Regions from separate parts of the Homo sapiens genome. Here region 1 is linked to region 2. The links are chromatin loops, found by intact Hi-C in ENCODE. Cell type or tissue: PC-9. All regions are shown on one strand. Each heading gives the region's core, and the rest is flanking DNA. Links, peaks and the distances in the headings are about the cores only.

Region 1 (12,471 bases), core at 2,774-10,773, 100 kb before region 2:
GGTGGAGTGGGGGTGGGTGCTGGAAGGCAAAGCTGCCTTTTAGAAAAGCGCAGCGCTGATGTGGAACCAGGCAGCTGTTGGCCTTTATTTCACTGGAGCAGCTTACCTCAGATCATCTCCTCAATCACAGGCCCTTAAACAGCTTCTGACAATCAATTCATATCCCTGCTGCTGCTGCTACTGCTGGGAGGTGGAGGAAAAGAATTACCGTATTTGCCTGTGTATAAGCAGCAGCCTTCTGGTGGCCAGTGACTCCCTGGCATGAGCCAACCTGCTGCCCCGTGGGAGGACAGCACAGGCAAAGTAGCTGACATTGCATGGAGCCCTTGGCATGGGTCAGAGGCCCATGTAAGTCCTTTCAGGGCCTCATCTTGAATTTTCCCCACATTCCTGCCATTCTCCCTCACTCTGATTGGCACACTCCAGCCCCACTGGGCTTTCTCTATACCTAAAATAGACCAAGTTCCTTCATGCCCCAGGGCTTCTGTACTTGCTGCTCCTGTTGGCTGAACAGCTCTTCCCCAGATCTTTGTCTGCCAGGTTTCTCCCCTCCAACTGGGTATCAGATCCCAGGTTACCTTCACAGACAGCCCCCCCCCGACCACTTTGTCACGGGCAGCCTCCTCCTTCCTGCACCATTGTCCTGTTTTATTTTCTTCCGAATGCTTATCACTATTTGAAAGCCTGACTGTGTGTGGGTGCATGTGTGTGTTGGTCTGTATTTCCCCTTAGAATATAAACTCCATGAGTGCAGGGGCTTGTCTTGCTTACATCATCAGCTCCTACTACCATGCCTGGCAAATAGTAGTTGCTGCATGTGGCTTGCTGAGTGAATGAAGGCAGAGCCCCATAATGATCTCTATTGTGAAGGTAGGAAAGTTCAGAGAAGTTAAGTGACTTACCCAAAATCACACAGCAGATAGGCCAACCCAGATGTGTTTGATTGCAGAGAGAGAGAGGAGGTATGTAGTCAGGCTCCCTCCCTGTCTGGGAAGGAAGGAATTGTGCCCAGGGTACCTAAGCATGAGTCCTTGTTTTCCTTCTTATCCCATTTTCTCATCTGGTCCTGAAAGAGTAGGTGACATAGTGGCTCACGTTTAATGGCTTTCTATGTATTATCCTGTTTAGTGCCCCAAGATATTTTTATCCCCATTTTTTGCGCAACTGAGCCAAGGAGGCAGGTCACCTGCTGAACCACATCAAATATCAGCTTGTTAGTGGCCAAGAGCAGGGCTTGCCACCCCCTCCCTGCTTTTCCACGTCTAGGATTGTCTTTGTGGACCGAGCACTGTGGGGAAGCCAGATTATTCTTCTTAGGCCCAGCTTGCTAATGATGGGTGGTGGAGCAGGTGCTCTGCCCTAAAACAGGGGGCATGGGAATGGGGTGAGGGGTGAACAGAGTGTCTAGGGAGCCTGGGCTTAGATGGCAGGTCTGCTGCTCACAAGCTGTGTGAGTCTTCTCTCTGAGCTGCATTTTCTGCACAGCCTCACCTCGCAGGGTGGTGGTGAGGACTGAGTGAGATCAAGCATGGAAAGCTCAGCAAGTGCCCGGCACATGGAAAGCGCTCAGCAAACGGGAGGTGTGCTCAGACATCGGGCACATTGAAGCAGATTGCTGGACCCCTGGAATCACAGCATGGCAGGCTGGCTTCCTTGACTTCATTGCTGTGCCCCAGACCTCCTGGCCTCCTACTCATCCTCCAGGAATCCTCCTTCAGGGAGCTCCTGGGACCTGGGGTTAAGTGCCCCTTTCTGCTTCCAGGCTGAGCTTCTCCATTGGAGACATTTCACAACATCTGTCTGTCTTTTTTGTCTCCACCTTCCCTGCTCAGTCTATTCCTCCAAGCCAGCACCTGACACATACACAGTAGGCCCTCCATAAATATGTGGGTAAAGAATATCAGAAAAAGGGAACAGCTTGGGCAAAGGCAGAGAAGCATGAGGAGGCATGCGTATTTGGAAAAGCAAGCCATTTGGGTGGGAGGTGGGTGGGAAGGTGAGGCTGAAAAGGCATTTGGGACCAGCTCACAGGGGCAGCTGGAGACCTACGAAGGAGTCAGGACCTGATGCAGGGGAGAATGATGAGGAGGCCAGTGAGTAGTGCAGATCAGAGTTTAAGAAGGCTGTGTGAAGGAAGACTGTGGGAGTCGAGGGATGGAGGGGAATGAAGGAGAGTAGATAGGAAACTGTTGCCAGCCAGGGTGATATTCAAAATATTTAACTACTGGTACCAGATCAATGAGACAACTGGTAGGTCATGAGCATCAACCAATCAGAAGCGGCTGGGTCAGGGTCTTGGAGGCCCCTGCTGCACTCAGCATTAACCCTTCAGTGGCTAGCCTGTGGCAATCTGTGGGATTCAAAAGAGGGCCTGAGTGGCCTAGGTGGGGGAAGCCAGGGACTCAGGCCGGTGGATATTTACCAACAGGTGACGGAAATAGTGCAGTACTTTAACAACGATGGTGGCCATATCAGTGCACACATGCTGATGGTCAGCCCTGGCTGGTGCCCCAGTCACAGAAAGGAAGAAGCAGATGTCTGTGAGATTGTTCAGATAACATTGACAGGAGAGCGTGGTGACTGCTTTGGTTCCCATATTGTTATAAGAAACCTGCTTTGTTCAGAGCTCTTTAGGGTGGGTGGAAGGGTGTGATGTCACCCCTTGACCATGTTGGTTGTTTACTTCTGCCTCCTCAAATCCATGCCTCCTTTTCCTTTTTCTGGTACCAGCACCTCAGTCTTCTTTGGAGAAAAATTCTCCTCCTGCTTTTTTTTTTTTTTTTTTGCTCCTCACTGCAGCCTCGACCTTCCCAGGCTCAGGTGATCCTTCCACTTCAGCCTCCTGAGTAGCTGGGACTACAGGCGCACACCACTGGGCCCAGCTAATTTTTCTATTTTTTGTAGAGACAAGGTTTTGCTATGTTGCCCGGGCTGGTCTCGAACTCCTGGCCACTCAAGCTATCCTCCCACCTTGGCCTCCCAAAGTGCTGGGATAGCAGGCATGAACCACCGTGCCTGGCCATTCTCCTGTTTTTAGTCCATCTGGTTTCAGGGTGCAGTGTCACTCAGGTCTGGCCCATCAGCATTTCCATCCACTGGACAGAGCAACTGGTTCAGCAAGGGGGCTGTGATCTGGGTTGGCTCAGTGAGAGTCAACCCTAGGAATGTGATTGGAACTTCTGGCAGAAAGAAGCCACCTTTCTACTGAGACTGCTAAACTAGAGGATCTAAAGCTGGAGGGAACTTGCCTGAAAATGAAACCAACACAGATCAAAAAAGGGCTGAGCATCAGAATTCCTGACAAAAGAACTTAAGCCCCTGGATCCAGCAATGCCTGATGCCTACCCTTGACTTTTAAGTTACTTGAGGCAAAAAATTTGCTTTTTTTCCTGGAACCAGTTTGATTTGGGTCTTCTAATACTTACCAATCCAGTACTCTCCCTTGTGAATTAGGAACTGAGACATAAAGACTGAAGCCTATTTATATTGGCTTAAACTAAGAGGCCACAGAATGCCAGGTTGGAGTGGCCATGTGCTCACCTGAGCACAAATACCGGAGACACAGAGAGAGGTCGCAGAGAGGAACAAAAATGAGACAGAGATGGAACAGATGAAAAGATAGAGGGGGAGATGAGAGACCATGTGGCTTCAGAAAAAATAGGAAAAGCCTTTTCTCTACCCCTGGGGTCTTAGTGGTCTCTGCTTCTGAACCTAAAGGGAGCCTGGCTACATTTCCTGCCCTCGGTTCTTCCCCCAGCTCTCATATCTTCCCCAAAACTGGCCTCCTGGACTTGAATTAGTTTGAGTGGATTTCTTGCCTTCAAATAATTCACAACCAACACAGCAGCTGATTGGATAGGAGAGACAGGGAACAGAAATATACCAAGGATTACATCAGAGATTACATCATGGGGAGAGGAGAGGGAGGAACACAAGGTTGTGGGTGGGGGTGACCCGGAATTAAAGTCTGTTAAGGCCTTTTTATGTGCCTAAAGCCAAGCCTCCTACAAATACTGCAAATTCTTCTCTCCTGGAAACCAAAAGTCCATGCAGCTCAAACAACCAGAATCCCATGATCCTGCCCTGCATGGATGCTCAGAAGGTTGTTGGCCGGCACATGGCTGTATTTGTGCTGATCTGACCCTGGGGATTAAAGGTTTCACTTGCTCGTGCCCTCAGTCAGCGTGCTGGAGGGTTGCCATCCTCCTTTTGATGGCAACCCTTGCCTCCTCATTTCCATCTGCACCTGTCAATCTCACCACACTCACCAGCCTCTTCCTGGCCTCAGTCTCTCATGCCCTCCATCACTGGGTAAAGACCTAGTCACAGCCTCTGCTGCAGCCTTGTACATGTGCCCTGGGCACCACTGTTCCCACAGCCAGGGATGGTGTCCTTGTAGGTGCCTGTCATTCTCTGCCAGGGAGCTTGCTTTGGCCAGGAGCATGCCTGTGGGAGTGGGGTGGGCAGGCCAGGATGCTGGGGCATTGATGCCTCCAGGAGAGGCCCTGGACCAACACCAGACAGGGGTCTGTGGGCAAATACACCAGTTTCTTCATTCCTTAGGTGGGACAATTCTGACTCCTTTTCTAGACTATCTCAAGGTGTAGGGGAGCCCAGCCTAAGTTAAACTGATACATCCCTGCGTCCAGTCATTGTCATTTCTCACCTGGCTTCCTGTCTGGCTGCGCTCTAGTCCATTCTACAGCTGAAGGAGTTTTCTTTTCTTTTTTTTTTTTTTTGAGACAGAGTTTCGCTCTTTTGCCCAGGATGGAGTGCAATGGCACCATGATCTCGGCTCACTGCAAGCTCCGCCTCCCAGGTTCACGCCCTTCTCTTGCCTCAGCCTCCTGAGTAGCTGGGACTACAGGCACCCACCACCACGCCTGGCTAATTTCTTTGTATTTTTTTTAGTAGAGACGGGGTTTCACCATGTTAGCCAGCATGGTCCTGATCTCCTGACCTCGTGATCTGCCTGCCTCGGCCTCCCAGAGTGCTGGGATTACAGGCGTGAGCCATTGCGCCCGGCCAGGAGTTTTCTAAAATGCAAAATTGGCTGGGCGTGGTGGCTCATGCCTGTAATTCCAGCACTTTGGGAGGCTGAGGCGGGTGCATCACTTGAGCCAGGAGTTTGAGACCAACCTGGGCAACCTAGGGAGACCCCGTCTCTACTAAAAATACAAAAAAAATTAGCTGGGTGTGGTGGCATGCACCTGTCATCCCAACTACTCGAGAGGCTGAGGCACAAGAATCGCTTGAACCCAGGAGGCGGAAGTTGCAGTGAGCCGAGATCATACCACTGCACTCCAGCCTGGGTGACAGAGCGAGTCTCCGTCTCAAAAATACATAAGTAAATTAATTTAAAAATAATAAAATAAAATGCAAAATTAATCATTTCCCTCCTCTGCTCCCTATTGCTTTTAGGCAGTGTTTGAACCCCTTACATGGATGACAAAACACCCTGTTAGTCCCTTAGCAGGGTTGCTCGGCCAGCTGTCTCCTCCATCCCCTGCTCCCTTCTCTCACACACAACTCCAGCCATATGCAATCATCGGAAATTGTCCTACGTGCAATGCTTGCCTTCAACCCAGGCCATTGCTGTGCTGTTCCCATCTCCTGGAATCTTCTCCCCCTTTCTCCTTTCCCAGTACCTTGGCCCATCCCATGCTGACTTCTGTCTTCAGGCCTCCTTCCTCTAGAAAGCCTTCCTGACCTCAGGCAGGGTTAGAGTCCATCTCTCCTTGCATCCACAGAACTTTACTCTTGCCCTCCTCACCCTGGGGCAGAGCTGTCTCCTTATCTGCCCTTCCTTCTTGAGCCGTGGCTTTCAGCCCTGGTTGCACGTTAGAAACATGTGGAAGCCTTTACAAAATGCAGATACCTTGGCCCCACCATGGACTAATCACATCGGAATCTCTGCGGGTGGGGCCTAGTATAGGCTTTTCTTAAAAGCTCCCCGAGTGATCCCAATGTGCAAAACCACATTCTGATAGTATGATCTCACGAAGGCAGAGGCTGGGTTTTATTTATTTCATCTTCAGTTCCTGGTACATAGTAGGAGGTCCCTGATAAATGTTGGCTGTGGATATGAATGACAGCTACTGACATGCTGTCATCCTTCTGTGTCAGGTGCTGTTCCAAAGCAATCAATGAATAAACGAAAGAATAAATAAGTGAGTGAATGAATGTATCAGTGAATGAATGAATGAATGAATAAAAGGCCCACCCACATGCAGCTGGGAACTAGAGGCTCCAAAAAAATGTCTGTCCCTCGAGATGTCTAATTGTCTAAAGGCAGTGAATAGCCTCTTGCCAAACTCCTAGCAGAGATTAAGTAGTCATCCAGCCCTGGGGCACGACCGTGGGTGGTCACTGCTGAGCTGCCAAGTCACCAGCAAGCAGGAGCAGCGGCAGCCACAAAACTGGAAACTGGAGTTGGGAGATGGGGGCTGGGAATTCAGCTAGGAAGGAGCCAACGGGCTCCTTATTTAGGAAGGAATTTGTTTTGGTGTTGCGGGTGCGGGGGTTAAAATTCATTGTTTCTGAGGTTGCTGTGAAGAGTTGGGTCCAACCCAGCAGCATGGGGTTGGAGCAGGGTAATTGGAGGTTGCAGGGCCTGGATTTGCAGCTCTCCTCCCAATGAAAATACACTGGAAAGCAAAACAGAGAGGCTGGAAAATCGTCTCCCAGCGTCACCGGCAAGAATGAAAATATATGGCTTAATAAAAATGGCTGATTCAATTTCAAACAAGTGGCTCATACCCACCTCTAAATAGCTGCTGTTAAAATGCAGACTATAGCCCTGTTTTAAATGAGGCCTAAGGTAGGGAGGAAAAAGGCCTCTCTGCAGGGAGGGGCATGGATCTTTGCTGAGGCCTATTTCAGTCTGAAGTTTTTAAATGGAGTCAAATCAAGGTATTGATGTTGCTTTAATTTTTTTTCCTGTCCGCACAAAGTAGGCTCTAAATGGCATTAGCTGTAATGAGGTAACCCTCTATGCTCCCCGGGGTGGGCACCTGAGCAGGGGCCCCCACAGGACTGCCTGCCGCCCTGGGGTGCTTCACGGGGAAGGGCCACCTCCCTTTGTTCTGTCTCCATGGCCAGAATGAACCCAGGCGGAGTCCAGTGGCATTCAGAGCTGCCCCCAACCCAGCTGCCAGTTCCCTGTTATCTGAATTGAAGAGGTCAGAGGTTAAGTGAGAGATCAGAGTCCCCGGGTCAGGGAAAGAAAAACAAATCCCCGGGGCCTCCGCTGTGCTCTTGAAGCGTGTAGGCCGTGCCCTCCGGTGCAGATGGGGGAATATTTTATACCAGGCCCTGTCCTTTTCTGTTACCATGTAAATTGACTGACTTTTTTTCTTTAACCGAGTTAGGGGAATTTCATGGAGGGGAAAAAAAGGATTGCATGGGCATTTGAATTTTTGCTGAAGACCAAGAGTAGCAACTCCAGTTCTGGCCTCAGCTTCATGACAGGAAGCCGTCGTTGACTGTGGGCCTGTTTTCCTCTTTTCAAACAAGTCCAAGAGGTGATAAGGTAAAAAGGGGTCGAGACACTCATGAATGTATTCAGAAACTAGGTGATCGCACCTGCTATCATGGAGAAGGGAGGCACATTTAAAAGCTTGTTATTGGCTTGGCATGGTGGCTCACGCCTGTAATCCCAGCACTTTGGGAAGCCGAGGCAGGCGGATCATCTGAGGTCAGGAGTTTGAGGCAAGTCTGGCCAACATGGTGAAACCCTGTCTCTACTAAAAATAAAAAAATTAGCCAGGCGTGGTGGTGTTCACCTGTAGTCCCAGCTACTCAGGAGGCTGAGGCAAGAGAATCGCTTGTACCCAGGAGGCCAAAGTTGCAGTGAGCCGAGATCACGCCACTGCACTCCAGCCTGGGCAATAGAGTGAGACTCAGTCTCAAAAACACAAACAAAGAAAAAAAGCCTTGTTATTCTGTGGGTCTAAGAAGCTCCTCATCGTTCAGGCTCCTCAATCAGGAAGCAGTTTTGGATTCTTTACTGGGTTCTTAGCCCTGTGCAAAGAGCTGTAAGGGTTACTGGAGGTTAAGATAAGATAATGCCTCTCAAGGGGCATTTTATGTTGTTTTAGAGCCAGAAAGACTTCAGTTCATCCTGGCTCTGATAGTTCCTAGCCATGTGACCTTGGACTGACTCCTCGAAGCCTCTGTTTACTTATCTGTAATATGGGCGTAGTAGGCCCTCCGTCCTCACCACTTCAGTGTACTCTGGCACCTCCATTTCTTCCCCTGGGGGCTTTCTCAGGCTGCCGATGCCCACTTTGCCTGCCCTTGCAGGTGCCAGCAGTGCCCAGGAATTAGTGCCATTCCCACCTACACACAGCCCTCAACCAGCGTCTGGTGGGAATTGGTGAATAAGCACCCCAACTCCTTCACCCCCTGGGTACGGTGATTCTGAGACGCATTCTATGCCACTTCTCAGAATTTCCCCAGCGGGATTTGGCTCTGGTTTTCCCCCAGGGTGAACTTGACTGATAATACACCCTCCCTTCCATGACCTCCCCACTGACCTGCCCATGTTTCTTTAAACTGCCAAGTAAACCAGGTGCTCTGAGTCCCTGTCTCAGGGTTACTTCCTCCGGGACTAAGACAATGGGATCATGAGAAGAAGAAGAAGGATGGTTGTGAGGATATTGCAATTGCTGAACAGTGTGAGAGCATAGAGACTGCTTGGCACAGGATATGTCCTCAAATCAGTGATAACTATCATTCATAAGACTCAAAATGTACCTGAGAGACGACAGCGCTTTACATTGAGAAAGCAAAGCTGCACAGGATTGAGTAGTTGAGGCAACAGGCAATGTAGATATTAAGAGGAGAAAGGGGAGAGCTGAAAAGGAGAAACACTTACGTTAGGCCCCACGAAGAAAGCAGGGAAGCGACTGAGTTACACAGCCACATCCACGGGCACTGGAAGAGCACCTGGCTCACCAAGGGTCCTCAGCGCTCCCTTTTAAGCTTTCAACACCCCTTGATGCTCCCCTCTTAGCATTGAGTCAAAGCTGGAATTCAATAACTATTTGAGGCTGGGCATGGTGGCTCACACCTGTAATCCCAGCTCTTTGGGAGGCCAAGGAGGGTGGATCACCTGAGGTCAGGAGTTTGAGACCAGCCTGGCCAACATGGTGAAACCCCATATCTACTAAAAATACAAAAATTAGCTGGGCGTGGTGGTGGGCACCTGTAATCCCAGCTACTTGGGAGGCTGAGGCAGGGGATTGCTTGAACGCAGGAGGCAGAGGTTGCAGTGAGCTGAGATTGCTCCACTGCACTCCAGCCTGGGTGACAGAGCAAGACTCTGTCTCAAAAAATAATAATAATAATTAATAAATAAATAACTGAAAATTTGGCAAGTTTGAATAACATTCGTCTTTCTTGCACAATTTTAAGATTCTGAAGCGGAGGACAGGCTGTGTCTGTTCAGCATTGTATCCCCAATGCCCAACACACAGCCTAGTATATGTTAGGTCTACAATAGATGAGGAAACAGATACGTGAATGAATGACTGTCAAAGGAAGGGACAGGCATAGTTAAGAGCTAAGCCGAGCTAGTCTCGGAGCAGGTTGGAGCAGGCCAGCTGAAAGTCCTAGTGAAGGGCTTGGTTTGGCAGGAATGGAAAAAGGAAGAATTGTAAAAAGGGAGGCTCAGGACAGGTTTCGGAGGGCTTTGGGTGCTGAGTTAGGAGTCTGGGCTTTTATTCCAACAGTAATTGGGAGCCATCAAAGGGCCTTGAGCTAGGAGGGAGATGACATGGTAGAAAAAGGATTTTGCTTTGTTTTTTTAAGAAGACTCTTCTGGCACTTTCCTTGGCTGTGATAAAGAGTTTTGATATCCCCTAATGCCAGTGGGTTTCTGGGAACTTGAATGAGATAATATATCGGCAGTGCCTAGCACAGTGCCTGGCATCTACTCATAGGATGCACCCAATAAATGCTAGTTACTGTTCTTGTATGAAGTGTAAATAAAATACTTTATTAGTGTTTTACAAAAGAGATTGTAAATAGAGAAGAGCAGAAGGCCATAGCCTGAGACCAGAGGAAAGTGGTCACCTACACCAGGGAAGGAGCGGCTGGAGAGAAGGAAGGTGTTGTGGACACTGTAGTGTGCTGCCTAGATCCCCTTTTGGGGAGGGACTGATTCCCCCAGCTGCTGGCAACACTGTTGGAATGAATGGCCCGTGGCTAAATAACACCACCTTGCCCAAAGCCTTGCCTACTTCCAGGGAGCCCACCCCCAGCGACTGATCAACCGGGTGTGTAAAGACCTGATTCTTTTGCTCCAACTCAGTGCCCCGAATGCCTGTCCCTGTGGAGCTGGCTGAGGCCTTTGCTGAGACTATTTCACAATTCAGCTTCTCCCTCCCAGTCCTGCTTCCCTCTGCTCCCTCCACGGAGTGATGCTGAGAGCACTCCCTGATCATCTCCATCTTAGAGACAGCTTACCAGGGGAGTCAACCTGCAGCAGGAGAGCTAGGTAGAACAGCGCCATGGAGACCTAGGCAGGAGAGCTGTCTAGAGGGAGGAGGTGAGTGAGAAGACCATATTGAAATGGGAAAAGTTCCCTTGTCCCCTTCACAGGGTGTGTGTGGCTCGCTTCTTCAGTGCCCCGCTGCTCAAACCTCTAGGGGGAGCAGGCAGATGGGCAGGCTGTGGGGCTCCCATCCCAAGGCAGCATCTAGGGGTGAATACTTATAGCTCCTGAAGCCCCAGTGGGCATGTGTTATGGGGTGCTCTTTTAGTTTTGCCATTTGTAGGTGGCTTGTGTTAGTCAGCTCTATTAGACTCCCTGCCTTATCACAAGGACAGAGGGCTTTCTGTATCCCAGGGTTTCTTGCTTTGGTGTACTGGAAGAATCGGATCACATGTGGGCTTGGAGAATGAATGCAAGGTTTTATTGAGTGGAAGTAGCTCTCAGCAGATGGGGGAGCTGAAGGGAGATGGAATGGAAAGGTGGTTTTCCCCTAGAGTCAGGCCGCTCAGCAGTGGGGCTCCCCTCCAACTGCCCCAGCCAAACTCCATGTTGTTGTGCTGGTCGATGGCCTGCCAGCCTGCAGGTGCCTGCCAGTGTGCTCCTGACGTCCAGCTGCTTGTGTGTTCTTCGGCTGGTGTGTTCTGCTCAATGGCTCAGCTACTTCTTGTGTGCATACCCACTAAGGTCTCCGGTTTATTTACAGCACAGGATCAGGGTGTGGCCGACCAGGGTGGCCTTGGGAAATGCAACATTTGTGCATGAAGGCAGGAGTGCCTGTCTTCACCTAGGTCCATAGGCTCGGGGGTGGAGCCGTAGCCAGGCACCATGCCCTTCCCTTCCCAGCACTTCTCTGCCCATCTTCCATATCAAAATGGTGCCATGAGAGCAGGAGAACAAGATCTGAGAAAAGGCCTCTGGATTCAGCAACTAGGAAGCCGGCATGAGCCCAGTGCATTCAATGAGTCCAATTAATGGCAGAGGCTGAAAAGGTGATGCTGGAGTGAAACAAAGACCACAGGTGCAGAGAGTCTAGAAATTAGGCTAGGAAAGAAGACAAACTGTGAGAAGACAGCCTGAGAGGTGCCCGGGTCCTGTCACGCAGCCTCTGGATCTGGCTTATTTTGTTAAAAACAACCAAGGATTCCCATCAGAAAACCCTCCGACCACATGTTCAAGAGACACCAAATATCTCTTTAACCGTGAGACTTTAAAAGGGCAATTTGTTTTTTGAGGATCTAGAATGCAAGCCTTAGGGATGTCATTTCCCCAGCACTGAAAACACTGCAGCAATCTCGATACTGGGCATTTTTGTAAAATGAGAATCACTGTCCACCCTGCTAAGCCTCTCGCACTCTCCCTCGTCCTCCAAGGACTCTTCAGGGTCTGCTCTTTGAACCCCAGTCCTATGCCTCTTCCCTTTTGGCCTCCTTTGGCACAGATTATTTCAACAAATAGTTATTGAAACCAACAAAATGACATCAAGTCAAAAGCAGCTCATTGAAATTCTTTTCCTCCTCTACTTCCACCCCCACTCCCCAGGCTGGGACAAAGAAAGCGTGGAATATATTCAGAGCCCACCAGCTCTCAGACAAAACTGGCCTCCCCAATTTCCTGGTGGACTGTGGCTGATTCCCACCCTAGTGCTGTGTCCCCCACCTCTTCCAGGGCCCTCTCCTAAAGATGCCTATGTAAAGTGTGGCCCTCCTCAGAAGAACCCAGTTTCTGGGGTCCTCAGACCCAGGCTTCTCTCTGGGTTGAAAACAAAGTCCAGATGCCCACTCACTGCTGATGGGAACATTAAATGGTGCAAGCACTTTGGAAGGCAGTTTGGCAGTTTCTTAAAAAGTTAAACTTACCATTTGATCCAGCCATTATACTCTTAGATATTTACCCAAGAGAAAGGAAAGTTGATGTCCATGCAAAGACCTGCACAAGAATGTTCGAATGTCTATAGCAGCTTTATGTGTGATTGC
Region 2 (12,471 bases), core at 1,709-9,708:
CCAGGCTGGAGTGCAGTGGCCCAACTACAGCTCACTGCAGCCTCGACCTCCTGGACTCAAGCGATCCTCCTGCCTCAGCCTTCCAAGTAGTCAGTGCACACCACCACACCTGGCTAATCTTATCCAATCTCTGAGATCACTCAGTCATTAGGTGACTGAGGAGGGGGAGAAGTGCAGTCAGAGCTCTGAATCCCACCTCCCAATTCTCATCTCCTCCCAACCCCCCCCCCCATCCTTTCATGATGGTACTTAGGAATGTGCGAATTTGGGGTAAAACTGGGAAGTGGAAGGGGAAACAGAATCCGCCCAGGCTGTGAGGAATGGCTGTTCTGAGAGACTCCCTGGACTGGCTGGGGACTATCATTCCACCCAGATTTTTGTAGTGATGTCCTGGAATGAGTGTCATGTCTAAGTGCTGTGAGAGTTACGCCCTCCATGAGGGTGTCCACAGAAGAGCTGAAATCTAGCCAGTGCTTTGCTAGCCAAGCCACAAGCCCATGGGGCTGTGTGAGTCAGAAGAGCAAGCCTTTTTCTAATTTGCACAAAGGCATCCCATGGGCTGGGGCAGGCCCTGGCCAGCAACCAGATTCCAGGTCATTTGCTTCTGGCCTTGCATTCCCTGCCTGTGTCAGCCTGTTCATCCTGATCACAGGCCAGCGTTCTTTTGGCATCTCCCTGGACCCAGCCCAGGCCCCTGGGAAATTTGGTGTCCCCCACAGTCCATGCACAGGCCATGGAGGGCCAAGCCATCTTTCTCAGATTCCTCTATCCACATTCTTGCCACCACCTGTGTGCCATTGCTTTGGGCCTGGGGATACATGGTGCTTAACCAGAGGTGAGGTCCCCCATGGCTGGCAGACTTCCTCACGCAGTGCCCTGTGATGTGATCCACTTACCTTGATGTTCTCAAATTTTCCCCGTCACTTCTTGGATGATTCTAAATCTCCCCACTCCCTAAAGACATCTGACCTTATGAGTGGCCCTTGAGATTTTCCTTCTTTCCACCATCCTCCCAGGGCAGCATGAGCATGTTTGGGGCATTTCTGCAAATGGCAAAACTCAAGGATCTAGGTCAGTTCTTTGACACCTTTTTCTTTTCTTTTTTCTTTTTTTCTTTTTTGAGATAGAGTCTCGCTCTGTTGCCCAAGCTGGAGTGCAGTGACGGGATCTCGGCTCACTGCAACCTCCACCTCCTGAGTTCAAGCAATTCTCCTGCCTCAGCCTCCCGAGTAGCCGGGATTACAGGCATGTGCCACCATGCTCAGATAATTTTTGCATGTTTAGTAGAGATAGGGTTTTGCCATGTTTGCCAGACTGGCCTCAAACTCCTGACCTCAAGTGATCCACTCGCCTCGGCCTCCCAAAGTGCTGGGATTACAGGCATGAGCCACTGTGCCTGGCCAACACCTTTTTCATGGAGTGGCACACATATAAAATAATAAGGGCATGATGTGCTGCATGGCCAAGAGGGGATCTGGAACCTCAGTGGAGGCTATACCAGAAGACTAATGAGATCCCCACCTGTCCAGATCGTGCCAGGCTGCTCCAAGGGCAGAGGTTATCAAATCTCTCAGGGGGTGGTGAGACACTCTGATTGGGAAGATCTCCTTAGAGCTGTCAGCTTGACTTTGCTAGAAGGGATCTGAGGAGTTGAGAAATACCTTTTCTCCTCCATAAAGCCTTGCTTTCAAGGCCCTTGTCCCTCCGCAGAGGTCAAGAATGTCAGCCTGGAGACGCTAATGCTGATCAATGGCCTCTTTATTCTCTGCTTGTTCTCCTTCCCTTAGGCAATAAGCCTGCTGGCTCAGCCCTAGAGCTGGGACATGGCAAAGAGGTACGGTTTAAAGTGGGAAGCAAAATTACTGTAGGCATAAGGTTGGTGAAATGGGATCCCCATACAATTGTAATGATGAGAACTCCTCTGGAAGTGGAGGTAAGTATGGTTTTGGGGTTGGGGGGTGAGACCCCAAGGGAGCAGCACGCTTGAGTGCCAATAAATTGTGGCTTAACTGCCTTCTAGAAACACAGGTTCCTGTCACTTCCAAGGGCGTTTGTTTTGCTGAGTAGTTTATGCAAATGTGGAGCCCTCTGGGTGGCGAGCTGGGTGATGAAGTCAAGAGGGAACTGGCAGTCCTTCTCAAGCCACCCCAGAGGGCTCCCTGGTGCCTCTTCCCAGTCAGTCCTGGTCACCAGATTAATTTTGCCTGTTTTTTCTTTTTTTTGTTTTTTGAGACAGAGTCTCACTTTGTTGTCCAGCTTGGAGTGCAGTGGTGCCATCTCAGCTCACTGCAACCTCCGCCTCCCGGTTCAAGCGATTCTCCTCCCTCAGCCTCCTGAGTCGCTGGGACTACAGGCACACGCCACCGTGCCCGGCCAAGTTTTGTGTTTTTTAGTAGAGACAGGGTTTCGCCTTGTTGAGCAGGCTGGTCTCGAACTCCTGACCTCAAATAATCTGCCCACCTTGGCCTCCCAAAGTGCTGGGATTACAGGCGTGATCCACCGTGCCTGGCTGTTGTGTGTTTTTTGTTTGTTTGTTTGTTTGTTTTTAGAAAACATTATTGCTAAAATAAGTATTGTTTATTTCCGATAAAAGTAATGCATGTTCATTTAGTAAAAGGAACATCCAAAAGTGCAAAGCTTTTAACAAATCATCATCAATACATTCAGTTTTGTACTTGGCTTTTTTACTGAAAATATCGTGAGCATTTTTTCATCCTAGTCCATATGGAAGGAGGCTTATCCTCTTTTTAATTCCTTTTGGCCCCGTTCCTTGTATAGGCTGTCAGCTAATATTTGCAATGATTCTGAGGTTTTACCCAGGAGAGACCTGGAGACAGCTGGTCACCTACCCCATCCGCCACAACCTCCCAGACAGATGCGGGCTGTCTAATATGAGAAAGCGCTGGGTCGAGAGGGCAGGGGCCTCCCTCCTTCACACACTGAACTATCACAAATGGACCTAACAGAGTGGAAGGACAGGTTGCAAATTGAGAAGAGAATGAGGAGTGCGGCAGTGAAATTGGAAAACAGAGTGATAGTCAAGAGGAGGCAAGCAATGAGTTTAGAAAGCAGTGTCGCTACAGCCACTACAAGCGTCTAGGACAGCTCCCCACTGCGCATGAGCTGTTGCAATGTGTCAGTTCAGTAGGATCCACAGATTAATGTTATACAAAAACAGAAAATTACAGAACAGAGATAGAACGAATGGCTTCTCTTTTCCTCCTACTCTTAGTTCATTCCAAATATTGGCAAACTTGGCCAGGTGTGGTGGTTCATGCCTGTAATCCCAGCACTTTGGGAAGCCAAGGTGGGTGGGTCACTTGTGGTCAGGAGTTTGAGACCAGCCTGGCCAATATAGTGAAACCCTGTCTCTACTAAAAATACAAAAATTAGTTGGGTGTGGGTGGTGCACGCCTGTAATCCCAGCTACTTGGGAGGCAGAGGCAGAGAATCAACCCAGGAGGTGGAGGATGCGGTGAGCTGAGATCAGGCCACTGCACTCCAGCCTGGGTGACAGGGAGACTCTGTCTCGAAAAAATAAAAAATTAAAAATATATATATTGGCAAACTTTTCTCAATCTTTTGCCAACACTCATTTTTGCTGATTATATTTGCTTATAAACCTAAGTATCTTGAAGTACCTCTCTGTACTTCTGTGTCTTCATCTGGAAAATGGGGTGAATAATAATCCCTATCTCTGAGAGCAGGACTTCTCAACCTGGACACTATTGCAGTAGGGCCTGGATAATTCTTTGGTGTGGGGCCGTCCCAAGAACCATAGGTTGTTTAAGCAGCATCCCCGGCCTCTACGCACTTAATGCCAATAGCATCCCCCCTAGTTGTACCACACAAAAATGTCTCCAGACATTGCCAAATATCCCCTGCGTAAGGGGCAAAATAACCCCTAATTGAAAATCTCTGGTCTAGCACAGTGGCTCATGCCTATAATCCCAGTGACTTGGGAGGCCGAGGTGGGAGGATCACTTGAGGCCAGACTGGGCAACATAGGGAGATCTTGTCTCTACATGAAAATTAAAAATTAGCCAGGCACGGGGGCTCACATCTGTAGTCCTAGCTACTTGGGAGGCTGAGGCAAGAGAATCACTTGAGTCCAAGAATTTGAGGTTACAGTGAGTCACGACCACGCCACTGGACTCCAGCCTGGGTGACAGAGCGAGCAACCCTGTCTCTTAAAAAAAAAAGAAAGGAAAATCACTGGTCTAGAGTTCTAGAGTTCCTGTAAGTATCACATGAGATGATTCAGGTAAGGTGCTTAGAAGAGTACCTGACACCAAATAAATGCTCAGTAAACTTACGCCATCAGCATAGATGAAGAGGCCCTAGAATAGTAGGGACCATGGCCTGAGCTACTTCACAAACCGATTTGTTTGTTTATCATTATGGTTTTGTGCCTCTTAGGTTCTACCTTCCTAAAGTGCCATGGTTTAAAAAGCTCTTTTATGAGAGGTGCCTTTCTTTGTAGGTACAGAAATAAAGCTTCGAAGTACTGGCATTTGCAAGTGGCTTTTGAAACTGGAGAATGTCAAAGAAATGTAAATCATACTCTTTCAAGAGCACAAGAATGTATCTTTCTCTAAAAGCTTTCACAACTGTTAACTCAGTGGCTACTGAGACAAAGTGTTCTAGTAGGGGTGATGGGAAGGCACCTAAACTGAACTCTGAGTTTTGCTGTTTGTGGAAGGACCAAGCTGGTGAAACCACAGCATCGGTTCGCACAGGCATTTTGTTTGTTTCTGGCTGATGAAGAGAGGAGACTATTCTGTGAACAGCAAGGACTGAGAAAGATGGAAAATGAGGAAGAGGGTGAGATGGTGTTGTCCCTTCAAGCACGGATTTGAATGATGCGGGTGGGGTTGGTTAGGGCCACCTTGCAGGAAAATGTTGGGTAGGACCAGAGGAGTTGGGGACAGCATCCTCATGTCAAGCCCCTCTGCCACAGACGCTGTCAGCTCCAGGAACCTAGGAGCTGGGTGCGTGTGGTTGCAGGTCACCCTCATGCCAGACCCCACTGCCACCAGCAGCCACAAAACACCAAAGTGTGTGATAGGGACCTCTTCCCTCATCTTTTTCAGGTTCCTCAGGGTCCATGGCCCAAGTAGGTACAACCTGTCACTGCCTTTAGCTCAGTTTCCCCCGACTCTGCCAAAAGTTCTACCTGCGTTGAGGGACCAGGAGCACGAATCTTTGAATGATGCCATGTGGTCACTGAGATGAGGCCAGTCAGCAGCTCCTCCTTTTGTTATGGCTACTGCTGTGAGGCTGGTGGCCACAGCCATGGCCACAGCCCCACCCCCAGCTACAGACACAGCCACAGCTTCATAGCCCAGCAGTCCCAGCTACAGTCACGCCCACACAGCCACTCCCGTGACTGTGGCCACCACCGCCCCCCACCCCCCTCCACGGACATTCCTCCTCACAGCTGCCTTCAGCCAAGTGTCTGCCACCAAGTTCCTGAGAAATGACTCACAGGAGCTTGCTAACTTTGGGGGAAATCTCGTGCTTGATTTGTTTGTATGTTGCAAAGACCAATATGATGACGGACCAACAGATTAATACCTGGATTCCAGACCGTTCGGAACTCTACATTCAACGTTTTTCATTTTACTGGCTCCCAAGCCCCCTCTGGGTGAGTCCCTGGGCCTGGTTCCTTCTTTGCTCTCTTGGAGGAGGAGACAGACCAACCCTGAGTACCCTGGCACTGTTGTCTAGCATTGCATTTCAGAGAGGACTCAAAGGACCACAGGACTTCCAAACTGATCTGTGCAGCCCAATGAAACTTAATTTACCATTCCGTCCCTCTGTCCCCAGGATCCTCCCCTAGAGCAAGCGGTTCTAGAGTCAGTTTAGCCCTGAGAACCATGCCATGCTGCCTTGGAAGACCTCAATATCCATTTGGACCGGCTGACCAGCTTTTCCCTCCAGAACCTGAGCTCGCTGAGGTCACAGACTGTGTCTGCTTTACCCTTGTTTACAAGACAATTATGAGCCTGCAAATGTTCACATTTCTTCTATCACCCCACCAGAGGCAACCTTGTCATTGATAGCCCATCTCTTTCCTCTTGCTACAGAGGAAGGATTTGTTTAGGCTGGTGAGAGACTAGATTGATCTGTATAATTAAGGAATGGAAGGCCGGCACGGTGGCTCTACACTTGTAGTCCCAGCACTTTGGGAGGACTAAGCAGGCAAATCACTTGAGCCCAGGAGTTTGAGACCAGCCTGGGCAACATGGCAAAACCCTATTTCTACAAGAAAGATAAAAATTAGCTAGGTATGGTGGCGCATGCCTGTGGTCCCAGCTATTCAGGAGGCTGAGGTGGGAGGATCACCGGAGCCCAGGGAGGTCAAGGCTGCAGTGAGCCATGATTGCACCACTGCACTACAGCTGGGGCAAAGGAGTGAGACCCTGTCTCAAAGAAAAAAAAAAAAAAAAAGAAATGGAGAGAGGAAGAGAGTGTATCCATGAGTGATTCTTAAACTTCACGTGCATCAGAGCCACCTGGGATATTGTTAAAATGCAGATTCTGATTTGGTAGGTCTAGGGTGAGGTTTGAGATTCTACATTTCTAGCAAGCTCCCAACTTGCTAGATTAAGTCAATTAAACCTCTTTCCTCTATAAATTACCCAGTCTCAGGTATGTCTTTGTTAGCAGTGTAAGGAGTGGACTAATACATTATGATACTACTTCACCATGTTGAAGCTGAACCCATGGGCACGCTGGCTTTATACAGATTACATTTGGAGATTATAAATGCTGCTGGTTCTCTGAATACATTTTGCACAGCCGGGGTATAAAAGAGTGGATGTTGGGTGAGGTTTGCGTATAACTGTAGGGAGAAATCCTGTGGAGCAGCTTCAGCGTGTGAGAGAAATGGATAGAAGAGAAAGGGGGATTTTTTTTATAAGTGTTGTCACAGCCTCAGTGGTTGGCTGTCATCATTCTCAAGAAATGCAAAGACCTTCGTTGTTTGTCATCTGCCCAGCTGCTGGTCCATCTTCCAAATTGTCTAGTGGAATGGTTAGCCAGGCCAGCCCTTCCTCCCCAGTGCATGACTGCCAGCAAGGCCAATGGGGACTCCCTCCCTGAAATCTCAATCATGGATTCAGGCCCAAAGCAGAGAACACTTGGAGTGTTCTCATTCCAGCCACAGCAGCTCAGTGAGATTGTTGAGCATTTTCTGCTGCCAAGAACCTCCTGGAGAGGCTGGGTGCCTAATGGCTCCAAGCCTGACTTTTTAGCCATTCCTTTGCTCTAGTGTGCTCTCTAATATCCTTCCAAGAAATTCCCGTTCTGCCTAGATCAGTAGAGGCAGTTTCTGTTGCTTACAATCAAAGCATCCTGACAGATAGAGCCAGTATAATATTTTGAGCTGTTTTGAAATAATGTTTCACCTCCAGATACACGGTGTGTGTGGTATGTATGTGTGTGTGAATTATGTGATATGGTTTGGCTGTATCTCTGTATCCCCGTGTATCAAGGATGGGGCCAGGTAGTGATAATTGAATCATGGGGGTGGTTCCCCTATACTGTTCTTGAGGTAGTTAGTAAGTATCACGAGATCTGATGGTTTTTTTTTTTTTTTTTTGAGACAGGGTTTCACTCTGTCACCCAGGCTGGAGTGCAGTGACGTGATCTTGGCTCACTGTAACCTCCTGGGTTCAAGTGATTTTCATGCCTCAGCCTCCTGAGTAGCTAGGATTATAGGCATGTGCCACCACGTCTGGCTTATTTTTTGTATCTTTGGTAGAGACAGGGTTTCACCATGTTGGCCAGGCCAGTCTTGAACTCCTGACCTCAAATGATCCACCCGTTTCAGCCTCCCAAAGTGCTGGGATTACAGGCGTGAGCCACTGCACCCAGCCTGATCTGATGGTTTTATAAAGGGAAGTTTCCCTACACAAGCCCTCTTGCTTGCCACCATGTAAGGCGTGACTTTGCTGCTCATCCACCTTCCGCCATGACTGTGAGGCCTCCCCAGCCATGTGGAACTGTGAGTCAATTAAACCTCTTTCCTTTATAAATTACCCAGTCTCAGGTATGTCTTTATGAGCATACTTTATGAGAATGACTAATACATTATGATATCACTTCAACACTTTGAAGCCGACCCCATGGGCATGCTGGTTTTATACAGATTACATTTGGAGTACATGCTGAGCACTGTGCCTGAGAGACACACGGTAGGTAGTCAATGAATGGCCACAGAAAGAATGAGCAGTCACTTTACAGCATCTGTGCTGAGCCCCAGCACCTCTCAGCTCCCCCATGCCCAGGGACACTTTAGATGTCCATCAAGCACTAAAATAGCAACACTTATAGGAAGGCATGGGCAAACTTGTAGTAGCACTGGCAAGTACGCTTATGACCTTTTCCTCCAGTTTCCTTTCTCCCTATATATTCTTTAAAGCAAAGGGTTGCAGAAGGTCAGAATGGAGCATGATCTTTGTTCCACGAGTATGTTGTGCTTTGATTAAAATATTCCCAGTTACAGGCTCGGTGAGGTGGCTCGTGCCTGTAATCCCAGCACTTTGGGAGGCTGAGGTGGGTGAATCACTTGAGGTCAGGAGTTCGAGACCAGCCTGGCCAACATGGTGCAACCCCGTTTCTACCAAAAAATACAAAAATTAGCCAGGTGTGATGGTGTGTGCCTGTAGTCCCAGCTACTCAGGAGGCTGAGGCATGAGAATCGCTTGAACTTGGGAAGTGGAGATTACAGTGAGCCGAGATTGTACCGCTGCACTCCAGCCTGGGCGACAGAGTGAGACCCTGTCTCAAAAAAAAAAAAAAAAATTCTTAGTTACATGAGAAGCAGGCCAGTGTTGCCTTCATGGCATTCCCAATTGAAGCACTTATCCCTATGAAGTGACAAACTCTATACATACTATAAAGGTTAATAGCTGGCCAGGTGTGGTGGCTCACACTTGTAGTCTCAGCACTTTCGGAGGCCAAGTTGGGGGGATTGCTTGAGCCCAGGAGTTCGAGACCAGCCTGGGCAACACAGTGAGACCCTGTCTCTATGAAAAGTAAATAAATAAATAAATAAATAAATAAATAAATAAATAAATAAAAAGTTTAAGAGCCCAGCCTGTGGAAGCAAGATGACTTTAATTAAAATTAATCCCAGCTGCTTTATGAACCAGCTGTTCTTGGGACGTCTCAGAGCCTCAGCTTCCTCACCTGTAAAATGGGCATGATAGTAATATCTTTCTCAGGGGCTGTTGTGAGGATTTTGAAAAGCAATGAACATAAATGGCTGACATTCCACCAATACACACTGAGTAAAGTGCCTAGAACATTTTCAGCCCTCAATAAATATAACCTATTAAAACACATGTTCTGCTGAAGCCAGAATCTATGATTCTTCCCTCTCACTCTTAAATAGATTTTTAAAAAAGCATTTGATCTAATTATGTTAAAGATATATATACAAGGGGAAGACAGAAAGAAAACATACTATGATCTTTCCTGTTTGTCTACGTGTGTGATGCTATATATAATTTTTATTTTCTTCTTTCAGGCCTCTTGTGTTCCAGATTCTTTTGCAGTGAGCATATATATTAGTTTTACGACCAGAAGATAAGCCTTGACAAATGCTATCTTTAAAAGAGAAGAAAATATCGAGGCAAACTGCAGCATGATTTTATAGAAACTGAGTGAAAAAAAAAAAATCCCAGCTAGATGGAGAATTAGATGTTTTCTGGTCAAGAGCTTATTGGGAGGGAAATGACATCAATTTGGGTTCGCATCAGCTTGAGTGAAAAATCATAATGCAAAATGAAAGTACACGGGGCGGGTGCGGGGAGGGGCGCTGAACCCACGCTGGGATTTTGCCGTGTGAATCATCAAGCTAGAAATGACCTCAGGAGGGCATGTGGCCCCGCCCCCACCCCTCACCTCGGGAAGGTTGCCCAGCGACTTTTCAGGACAAATGAGCAATGGTCCTATTTATAAGCCCTCTAGGAACTAAATCTACACACATTTCCTTCCTCCTAAGCTTCAGGCAGTCTTGATTTAGCTTTTGCAGGTGCCCTCAACTAGCATTCTCCAACCTACTTCTCCTTCTGCCTGGAAGAGGCCTGGGAGTTGTCCCAGATCTTTCCTACCTACCCCTGAAGGACCCTGGGTCCTTGAGCAAAACCAAATCCCCCGGAAGTCAGTTTTGTCAGCTGTAAAATAGGGATAGGAAGGATTTGAAGAATGCCTAGCTGGGAGTGAAAAGGAGGCCTTCCAGTGCCAGAGGCCGTGTCTTTAACCATGTCTATACCTCCCTGGTGGGAAAAGGCAAGACACAAACAGAGGTAGCTTGTTTACAACAAATTGACAGGAATTTGAAGTTGGGGGTGGCAAGCTTGTTAAGAAGAAGCCAAGGCCACAGAGATGGGAAGCAGGAAGGGATTGAGAGGAGAGGGTCCAGAGAAAAACAGAGGCAGCTCAGGAGAGCAATGATTAGCAAGGACATCTCTAGAGCAAGAGAAGCCCCCGGTGTAGGGACAGTCCAGAAAACTCAAGAACCAGGATGCTATATTGCTTTTTTTATTTTTATTTATTTTTTACTTTTTAAAATATTTTGAGATAGAGCCTCGCTCTGTCACCCTGGCTGGAGTGCAGCAGTGCCATCCTGGCTCACTGCAACCTCCACCTCCCAGGTTCAAGTGATCCTCCTGCCTTAGCCTCCCAAGTGCCTGGGATTATAGGTGTGCACCACCACACCCGGCTAATTTTTTGTATTTTTAGTAGAGACAGGGTTTCACCGTGTTGGCCAGGCTGGTCTCAAACTCCTAACCTAAAGTGATCCACCTGCCTCCCAAAGTGCTGGGATTACAGATGTGAGCCGCTGCACCCAGCCAAGAACCAGGATGCTGTGTTCCTGTAATTGACCAGATATGCAGGACTGCAATACCCCTTCCGTTATCCACAAACACTTTTGGGAACCAGCTTTGTGTTCATGATGCTATGAGGCATGGCAGATGTGAGGTGGTCCAGGGGTAACAGAGATGGGGAGAGAGAATGGCAGCTTCAGGAACAGAGGATGATGGCTAAGGACCAGATGACAGTGGTGACCGAGGGCGTAACCCCCACTGACCAGGAGAAGGTATGTCTTTCTGGAAATCTGTGGAGTTTTTGAAGATGTGTCAGAGTGCTGCAGTGGGGCTGAAACCATTTTCTTTGTTTGTTAAAGAGTGATTACTGAGTTCTGAAGAACCTGGGGCTCTCCAGGAGGGAGGTTTTCTGGGTGACAAGTATTAGCAGTGTAAAATGAGTATTAGTGAAGTGCATTGCTAGCAGCATTTTTTTTTTTTTTAAAGGCAGAATCTTGCTCTATCACCCAGGCTGGAGGGCAGTGGCAGGATCTCGGCTCACTACAACCTCTGCCTCCTGGGTTCAAGCGATTCTTGTGCCTCAGACTCCCAAGATTACTCAGGGTTACAGGCACACACCACCATGCCTGGCTATATTTTCAGTAGAGACAGTGTTTCACCATGTTGGCCAGGCTGGTCTCAAACTCCTGGCCTCAAGAGATCTGCCTGCCTTGACCTCCCAAAGTGCTGGGATTACAGGTGTGAACCCCATGCCCAGCCTGCTAGCAGTTTTGATGTTGGTATTGTATTAGTATTAGTATCTATCTTAGTCTGTTTGTGCTGCTATAACAAAATACCACAAATTGGGTAATTTATCAATTTATTTCTCACAGTTCTGGATTCTGATAAGTCCAACATCAAGGAACTGGCAGGTTTTGTGTCTGGTGAGGGCCCAGTCTCTGCTTCTAAGATGGTGTCTTGAATGCTGTGCCCTCCCACGCAGAAGGCAGAAGGAAAGGCAAAAAAAGAACCAAACTGCCTCCATCAGGCCCTTTTGTGATAGCATTGATCCATTCATGAAGGCAGAGCCCTCCTGATCTAAACACCTCCCCAAAGGTTCCACCTCCCAACACTATTGCATTAAGGATCAAGTTTCCAACACATGAATTTTGGGGGACACATTCAGATCACAGAAATATCCATATTCCTTCCCCTCCCTCAAGTCCTGGATGAGCTCCTACGTGTATTCTCCTAGGGCCAAATCAATGAACCACTGCCCAGACCCTGCCTCCCTGCATGTTGATGAGAGTGGCATGTGGTATTGAATTAAAAGCCCTCCAGAGGCGAGGAGATACACTTATTGCTCCCTTATCCGCATGCCAGGTCACTTCATCATGAGAGGAAATTAAATTGGCTTGGAATGAATTGCTCCTCCCAAAGCCATGCTGGTCCCTAAACCTTCCTAGATGGCTCCAAAGCTGAAGGGTTGATTATCTATTGCAGCATAACAGATTTCTGCTCAGTTAAATAGCCCAAAGTGACAATACACTCACAGTTTATTCTCTCACACAGTTTATGGTAGGCAGGAAAGAGGGAGTGGCTCATTGCATGGTTGTGGCTTGGGGTTGCAGTCAGGAGGTCACCTGGGCCT

The links. Hi-C counts contacts between places; a loop is a spot of excess contacts. Peaks named below come from ENCODE experiments on the same cell type or tissue, not always from the same donor. Only the 100,000 strongest peaks of a DNase experiment are listed, where the experiment ranks them.
Region 1: a loop joins it to region 2, with 2.1 times the contacts of the local background. A loop is called at or near these places in 2 of 110 quality-filtered maps.

The regions. Positions count from the first base shown.
Region 1 is chr3:72,585,657-72,598,127 of GRCh38, reverse strand. All of the region lies in intron 10 of LOC105377161 (a long non-coding RNA gene), which reads left to right. Among named protein-coding and RNA genes, the nearest start is that of RYBP, 150 kb to the right of the region's middle. RefSeq lists an enhancer at 6,741-7,568. In PC-9, for the core only: no CTCF peak of the experiment used is centred there; DNase peaks (open chromatin) are centred at 5,977 and 6,337; H3K27ac peaks cover 1,349 bases.
Region 2 is chr3:72,480,504-72,492,974 of GRCh38, reverse strand. No RefSeq gene overlaps it. Among named protein-coding and RNA genes, the nearest start is that of RYBP, 40 kb to the right of the region's middle. RefSeq lists enhancers at 144-648, 2,162-2,866, 4,764-5,281, 5,282-5,799, 9,966-10,466. In PC-9, for the core only: no CTCF peak of the experiment used is centred there; DNase peaks (open chromatin) are centred at 5,464 and 8,094; H3K4me3 peaks cover 608 bases; H3K27ac peaks cover 863 bases.